Regions from separate parts of the Homo sapiens genome. Here regions 2 and 3 are each linked to region 1. The links are chromatin contacts, found by Hi-C or POLR2A ChIA-PET in ENCODE. All regions are on one chromosome and are shown on one strand. The core of a region is the stretch at or near the end of the contact, and the rest is flanking DNA. Distances in the headings are between cores, read along the strand shown. Region 1 holds the start of PANK3 (pantothenate kinase 3). Region 2 holds the start of LINC01366 (long intergenic non-protein coding RNA 1366). Region 3 overlaps DOCK2 (dedicator of cytokinesis 2).

The links. A loop is a pair of places that touch in the nucleus more often than their neighbours do. ChIA-PET counts read pairs that join two places held with the same protein, here RNA polymerase II (POLR2A). Pooled maps may share reads with other maps.
Region 2: a loop to region 1 is called in a map of natural killer cell, with 16 times the contacts of the local background. The contact joins the promoter of LINC01366 here to the promoter of PANK3 in region 1. A Hi-C loop is called at or near these places in 2 of 168 maps with a recorded cell type or tissue (CD8-positive, alpha-beta T cell and natural killer cell), 4 of 37 single-sample maps with no recorded cell type and 10 of 50 pooled maps.
Region 3: a loop to region 1 is called in a map of IMR-90, with 5 times the contacts of the local background. The contact joins the enhancer-like site here to the promoter of PANK3 in region 1. A Hi-C loop is called at or near these places in 1 of 168 maps with a recorded cell type or tissue (IMR-90), 1 of 37 single-sample maps with no recorded cell type and 6 of 50 pooled maps. POLR2A ChIA-PET finds 5 or more read pairs at or near these places in 1 of 52 experiments (CD8-positive, alpha-beta memory T cell).

The regions. Positions count from the first base shown.
Region 1 is chr5:168,578,112-168,580,630 of GRCh38, forward strand. PANK3 (pantothenate kinase 3) reads right to left here and starts at 1,257. Exons shown (of 7, transcript NM_024594.4): 1 at 1,145-1,257. The coding sequence starts at 1,172. RefSeq lists enhancers at 985-1,054, 1,145-1,688 and a silencer at 1,205-1,534.
Region 2 is chr5:170,330,134-170,332,652 of GRCh38, forward strand. It overlaps LINC01366 (long intergenic non-protein coding RNA 1366), which reads left to right and starts at 1,260. Exons shown (of 2, transcript NR_108025.1): 1 at 1,260-1,444. RefSeq lists enhancers at 563-1,762, 1,327-1,496.
Region 3 is chr5:169,804,516-169,807,034 of GRCh38, forward strand. All of the region lies in intron 26 of DOCK2 (dedicator of cytokinesis 2), which reads left to right. Among named protein-coding and RNA genes, the nearest start is that of DOCK2, 170 kb to the left of the region's middle. RefSeq lists enhancers at 806-855, 986-1,035. Within about 2 kb of position 1,256, at least 3 of the 41 ENCODE cell types and tissues checked have a DNase peak (open chromatin) inside an H3K27ac peak, as active enhancers do; they include IMR-90, where a contact is called at or near this core.

The DNA of each region.
Region 1 (2,519 bases), core at 7-2,506:
TATTATGAGTCAGTCCCCTTAGAGTTATGAACCACATAGCACATGGTTGGTACATGCTTGGAAAAGTTACTCTGGGGCTAAGTTCAATTTCCTCACCTGTGAAGTTAAGACCAAATTACCTTACAGTTATATAGGAATTTGTAGTTTTCACAGGGTTTTGGCTTGTTGCCTCTCAGGTGAGTTTTACAGGAACCCCGATAGGCGGGCAGGGAAGGTGTCAGCGCCCTGTTTTATAGTTGTGGATTTCTTAACAGTTAAAGAGATCACATGAAACACTGTAAAAACAGCAAAAGTATCAATACGACTCTAAGATGAGCATGAATCCCCACGTTCCTAGTCCTTCTGGGAGGCTATACTTAAAAAGAGTGACAATCACAATGGCTGGGTGATTAAATAAGTCAATTACTGGAATAAAAGGTTTTTAAAAGACTAAACATAAAAGGAAGCAAATGAAAGTCGACCTTTCTAAAAGCATAGTCAGAATTTAAGTACATGCATAGAAAAATATCTACGGGTATTCACCATAATATTAATAGCGGTTCGCTCCGGGTGCGGGGAATACGGGTGACTTTATCTTTCTTGTTTATCTGCGTTTTCTAAAACAAACATGAACTAGTTGATATTCTAAACAAAAACAAGCCAAAGCAATTACACACTGGCAGACTGCATGCACGTACGTTTGAAAGCTCCAACTGTAACAACAGTGACAACTCCCAGGAACCCACCGGCATTTCAAGGACACAAGCAGGAAGCCCGGAAATCCCTAAAAACAGGTGCTAAAAGCCGCCAGCGCAACCTGACAGCCGCGACCGCCTCTTTTCAACCTGAATTCAGGGGGAGCTGGGAGAGGAGACTAGTCTGGTTTGACAAAAATCAGAATCAGAAATTCCCTCTGGCACCTCCCAGATCTCGAAGAGAAAGTGGGAGGAAAGGCTAGGGGGCGGCAGGCATTCACCATGCATGAATAGGGGGATGGGGAGGACGGAAGCCTCGAACTCGTGGCTCAAATGGTCCCTCCGCCCCCATACCGGACGAAGCGCCGGCGAGGAGCGACGGGCTTGGAAGCCGACCGCCCAGCCAAGGGGCTTTCAGACGGGGCCCAAGGGTGCCCTCCCAACCTGGCGGGCCCCAGCCCCCGTCTTACAGGGTTTCTTGGCATCTTTGATCTTCATGGCGTCGGCCCGAGGGGCGATGGACGGCCTCCGATCCGGGGCACTGAGAGCAGAGGCGGCGACTCCGGAGGTGGCTGGGCCGCGCGGCGAGGCCCGGCCGGTTCCTCCCCTCAGGCCGGGCGGGGCCGGCCTAGGGCGGGGCGGCGGCGCCTGAGGAGATGCCCGGCCCAGGGGGCGGCCCCCCACCCCCGCGAGGGGTGGCCGGGACCGAGCAAGCTGGGGAAGGCCGCCGGCCTCGCCGCTCCGGGGCCCCCCCGCAGCCGCTCCAAACAAAAGGCCCCGGTCCCCGGAGCCGCCGCCACCGCCGCCGCCGCCGCACTGAGAAATAGCCCGCCCAGGCCGAACGCCCACGTGACGCGAGCCCCCCCTCGCTCCGCTTCCGCCCGGCTGCTGGGGATTGTAGTTCTCCGGTTCGTGAGGCCCCGCTCTCTGGCTGTAGTTGTGCAGGTGGACTACAAAGCCCGAGATGCATCGCGGCCCCTCCTCCGAGGCCCCTCAGCTTCCGCAGATCGCCTCAGAGTGGTCCCAGCGAGAAGAGGGCTGGGTCTTAGTCACGCCAGCGAGGAGGCGACCAATGGTGACTGAGATGGGCGTGCTGGGGAAGTCGGGCTCAGACCTCAGCAGGTCGCGGAGAGAAGGGGGAATGAACTCTTCGAGAGGACTGTCATGGCTGTTCGGCCATTCTCAGATTTCCCCTTGAGACAGGAAAGCTGGTCGTCAGGCCATGGAAAGCGCTACAATCAGGGCTCTAGAGCTGTGCTTAAGATAGACCCTTGAGTACATTGGCGGATTAAAATTATTCACAAAGGAATCCTTTTGCTTAATAGAGACACCTTGAATGTTAGGGTCGGAATGATGACAATAGCAGGAATAGAGGTAACATCTATGGAACGCGTTATGTTCATGGGACTCTGCTAAGCACTTTGTGTGATTTACTTAAATTCAGGGGCCTTGTGGACCACGTGCAATTATTCATTTTATTGTCACTCATTTTGAAGATGGGGCACGGTCTGAGGAGTTAAATTGCTTGCTGAGCATTCTTTTTGCCACCGATCCATATTCCCCTGGGGCCCTCCAGCCCAGCTCTCTCCTTCTAAAGGGAAAACTGACTCCCAGAGAAGAAAATTTAGTTGCTCCAGTTCTCACAGTAAAGCCAGGACACCCTTTCCCCTTGCCTCCTAGAGTCTTAGTCCTCCAGCTGGAATGGGAGAAGATGGCATTGGGTATCTTCTCTTGGCCTTCACTTTTGTTGCCCAGTTAGATGGCCAGGAATTCTGTAGTTTTTACAATAGATGGATAGAGGGTTGGCAGTAGAGGATTGGGCATTCCAGTCAAAGAAACCCGCTT
Region 2 (2,519 bases), core at 10-2,509, 1.8 Mb after region 1:
ATCCCAGAGGGTACTACTTTAAAAGGAATGGTCAGGTCACCTTACAAGAAGGTGGCCTTTGTGATGAGTCCCAAATGATAAGAAAGGAAGCAGCCAAACAAAGAGAGACAGAAAGTCCTGATGTGGGAATGAGCTTTGTGTGTTTGAGGAACAGAAAAGAACAGAGTAAGCAGAGGAGAGGACAGAGATGAAGGCAGGGAAGTTAGGGAAAGTGTAAGAACTTGGAAAATACAGGAAACTCAGCAACAGCCAGACCTGATTTTGAATCCTTTCTCTAGCATTCATCTCTACACGTATGACCTTAACCAAGTCACCGCACCTTTCTTAGCCCCCATTTCCCCATCATGGAATGGGGACACAAGTACCTATGTCATTGGGCTTAGGGGAGAAAGTTCGGTAAAATGTCTGACACATGATAGATTTTGACAAACATTATTTCCTCTTCTTTTCTTGCTTTAAACATATAATGATGCTGTTACCTTAAAAGTTAGGTTATGCCATTAGAAGGCGCCTTTGTTCTTTGCTCTTGTTCTACCAAAATGAGAAAATGGCAAAAATCGCAGGGTGGGTCTCAGTTCTCCATTTTGTTAATATCCAAGTTGATATTTCCCTTTTGCGACAGTAACAACAACATGCAAACCAAAAACTGAAACAGCTTCAGTTCTGTGCCCTCAGGATCCAGCGTGGGACTCGTGAGAACCCTCCAGAGACAGCCACATTTCGAAGCAAGTGGCACAGGCTTTGCAGAAGGCACACTGGGCCCCTCTCAAAACTCAAGCAGCAAAGATGATGAGAGAGCTGCAGACTTCGGGGCGTGGAGGATGGGACTAAGCCGCAGAGTGCCTTGTCTAACATGTTTTAGGAAGCACCCTTCTCTTTCCCGACTCACATGGGGCAGCTATAATAATTCAGCTTCACGTGGCTGAATTATTTTCTGTTTTCACTTGGTTCTTTTTTTCTTCTCCTTTAAGAAAAAAAAAGTCCAAATAGGCTTTGGGCCACACTGGACTACCTAGTAAGGGGGATAGATGATCTAGATGATTTGAGAGCTGGTTTTCTGAAAAGCCAGGGAGCTCTGGTCTTGAGAAGACTCAGTAGCCAGGAAGCTGAGGAACACACACACACACACACACACACACACACACACACACAAACACACCCCTTCCTGGCTCCAGTTCCGCACCACCCCACACCCCCAACACCGGAAGTAGATTTCTCAATAGGCAGGGCTGGGTATGAGTCACAGGCAATTCCGTTTTGTTTGGGACCATGAGACCTCCCACTCCTGGGGCCAGAAGGAGTTGCTGAGAAGGAGCTGTGGTTCTGACCTTCAGGGGAATTCCCACGTCTGTATGGTGGCTCGTGAAGAGCATGGTTCCTTTTCTCAGCCCTCTTGAGGGGCGAGGATGCTGAGGACTGAAGTCGGTGGGGCTTGATGCATGTGGTGTGTGGATGGTGTGGGGAGGTGGGGAAGGAGGACTAACATGAATGGTGTGAGGTCTTTCAGAGGGGTCTTCCCAAGGTCACATAGTTGACGGGGGGTGAGTACTCACACTCGTGCAAAGGTGGGGGATAGGAAGGGAAACTGAGGCCATTAGTATTTGGCACCATAGCTGGTCTCTGAGGCTTTCAAATGTTCCCCCAGGAGGTTCAGCCTCTGTGGGGAGAAGCCAGGGGAACCCCATGGCACATCCCCAGCCCTGCCTGCTACCCGCCTCTGCCATCTCCCCTTCCCCTGGGCTATGAGGGGAGGTAATGAGACCTGTGACTCATACAGTGCTCTCCTTTTCCCTCCTATCAGCTCAGACTAAGCAGAGAAGTGGGCAGAGCTCTTTCACCAGAGGTGGAGGGGCCTGTTGGGGAGGGGACCCACCAAATCCTTGGGGGTGGTTCTCAGCTCCCCGGAGATAGGGGAGATGAGACCTCAGGAAGGCTCTGATCAGGCGTCTTCTGTTCTCTTTCCTTTCTTGGGTGGGAATGATGCTTCCCACTTTTGTGGTCCACCTGCAGGCCGCCTTTCATCCTTCTTCAAGTCACAGAGAGACAGAGAGGAGGGGACGAAGGACGAGCCATGGGGTTTTGAAAGCAGGCACAGCAGCAGGGGTGCTGCCTCCAGGGGTCTGCTCTGCCAAGAGTTCCTGTCCCAGGTGTCTACAAAAACAGTCAAACTCTATAAAATACTTGGAGATTTATTCTGAGCCAAATATGAGTGACCAATAGCCCGTGACACAGACCTCAGGAGATCCTGCCCAAGGTGGTCAGGTTACAGTTTGGTTTTATATATATTAGGGAGATACAAGAAATAAATCAATACATAGAAAATGTACGTTGGTTTGGTCCGGGAAGGCAGGACAACTCAAAGCAGAGGCTTCAAGTCATAGATACATTCAAAGATTTTCTGATTGACAATTGGTTGAAAAAGTTGTATTATCATCTAAAGACCTAGAATCAACAGAAGAGAATGTCTGGGTTAAGATGAGAGGTTGTGGAGACCAGGGTTCCCATTATGCAGAGGAAGC
Region 3 (2,519 bases), core at 6-2,505, 1.2 Mb after region 1:
CAAGGAAGCCTACACAAAGGAGGTGAAGCTTCAGCTAGTGTTCAGTGGTGAATAATTAATGATCATATCTCTATTTGTTGGTTTCTAGGCACTGTGCTAAATGCAATCTGCGCATTCTCTCTGCTCACCCTGATCCTAGATACTAAGGCTTATTATTCCCATTTTAGAGATGAAAAACCTGAAATTCATAGACTTCATTAGCATTCAAGGCCAAATAAATAGAGCAAATAAATGTCAGGGTCAAAATTCAAACACAGGTCAGTCTGATTCAGACTCTGTGTAATCACAGGCATAGGGGATACAAAGGCATGGTCTTTTTCTTTCTACTCCTACCTCATTTAATGGAAAGACAGTATAATAACCAAAAGCTTAGATATTCTAGATTCATTCAGATGATGATGTTAGGGTGATGATGTTTCTATAAGGACATTCAGTAGCCAGCTGTTGAGCTGGTTCCAGTCTTAGCTATTTGATCTTTTTAAAAATTGTTTTTTTAAAGGGAGATTTCAGTCTTACTCATAGTGTAGAAACATGAGGGTTTGTCTATTATTTCTGTGGTAACATCCTATATAATGTTGCCTCAGCCAGGGAGGTTGATCATGCCTGTGATCCCAGCATTTTGGGTAGCCCAGGGAGGAGGATTACTTGAGGCCAGGAGTTTGAGACCAGCCTGGGCAACATTGCAAGACCTCTGTCTCTACAAAAAAAAAAAAAAAAAGGAAAGAAAAGAAAAGAAATTTGCCGGGTGTGGTGGCATGTACCTATAGTCCTAGCTGCTTGAGAGGCTGAGGTGAGGGGATTCCTTGAGCCCAGGAGTTCAAGGTTTCCATGAGCTATGATCTTGCCACTGCACTTCAGCCCAGGTGACAGAACAGACCCTGACTCTCTGTCTTAAAAAAAAATTTGCCTCTTTCTGTTGAAAAGCCAATCCACAGTGTTTTTTACATTTTAGTAATGCTCAGATCCCTTTAAATGGGGAAAAAAATGTGGGTCCTTGGGAATATGCCAGTGGCCCCCAGTTTGGGGGATCCAGTTATAATGTGCTAATTGTCAAGTTCCTGGTTTGGTGGAAAGATGGCCCCAGTTCACAGTTATTTGTGAAGTAGGATGCTGAGGCTCTGCCCATCCCAGGGGAGTGGCCCCCTAGAGCTCTACCCTGACAGGCTGTCACCCTTTTGCACATTCCCTGACATCAGACACTGGTGAGAAGAGGCTGCTTGCTGTCTTACACACCCTCGATACTTAGGGCTTCAAAGCCAAGAAGTGAGTGGGAGGCTCTGAGCTCCCCGTGGGGGATTGTGGCATCTGGACTTGAGGTGTGTGGGAGGTGCGTGTCACTCTTTACCGCCTCTGAGTGCAGTGCTCTTATAATGAATTCTGACTGTGGGGACTAACCCACCCCTTTCTCCGGGTGAGCAACTGTCTTTGCTGGATGAGTTATTAAATACTGTTATCACCATTGAATTTGGTAGAAATTTTGATGCTTTTGGTGAGCTTCACATCTCACCTCTCCTGCTCATGAAGATGGAAATCTCTCTTCTTTTCTCAAAAGCTTCTTCAATGAATAGGAGGCATTCAGTAGCCATGATTACTTTGAGCTAAACTGAAAATGAGAGGCCCAAAAGTACCTAAATTTCTCATGTTCTAATATATAGCGGCTCTCAACATTGCCTCATTGCCTGCATAGTCATATCACCTCGAGAGTTTTTTTTTTTTTTTTTTTGAGCCAGGTTTCTGCTTCTGCCTCCTGAGTAGATACAACTATAGGTACCAGCCACCACACTTGGTTAATTAGTTAATTAATTAATTAATTTGTAGAGATGGGGTTTCACTATATTGCCCAGGCTGGTCTCAAACCCCTGGCCTCAAGTGATCCTCCTGCCTTGGCCTCCCAAAGTGCTGGGATTACAAGCCACCCGGGGAGCTTTTTAAAAGTCAAACTAGCAGGAGTCAGCCAAATGGGTAGGAAGATGGGGTGGGTCCCCGGTGAAACCCCATCTCCAAGCCGAAGAGTTTAAAACCTGAAAGTCAAGCTGTATGTTAAATCCTCAGACTGGATTGAGAACTTGTCCTACCATTTGGCACACTTTCCTCTGATTGATCCCCACCCTTCGCTTATTTTACATAAACTTACCTTTTCCTAATTGGTTTTCTACACTGTCATGCCCACCTTTGAGTGGTGTCTTCCCTTTAACCTTTTTTTGCGTACTAACAAACAAATCGGCAGTCCCCATTCTGAGTCTATAAAAGGCCCCAGACCCAGTCACACAAGGTGTGGGGAGGGACGGGGAGGGGACAACTTTCCAATCTTGGGGTAGGGGAACCAGTGCCCCACCTCCACCCCCCACCATCCCCCCGCCCCCCCACTGAAAGCCGTTTTCACTGCTCAAGAAAATTATTCTCCGCCCTCCTCACCCTTCAATGCCCCACGTATCCTCATTCTTCTTGGGTGCGGCACAAGAGATCCGGAACCGCTGAATATGGGTACAAGCTATAACATAGTTGGTGAGCTGGATGGG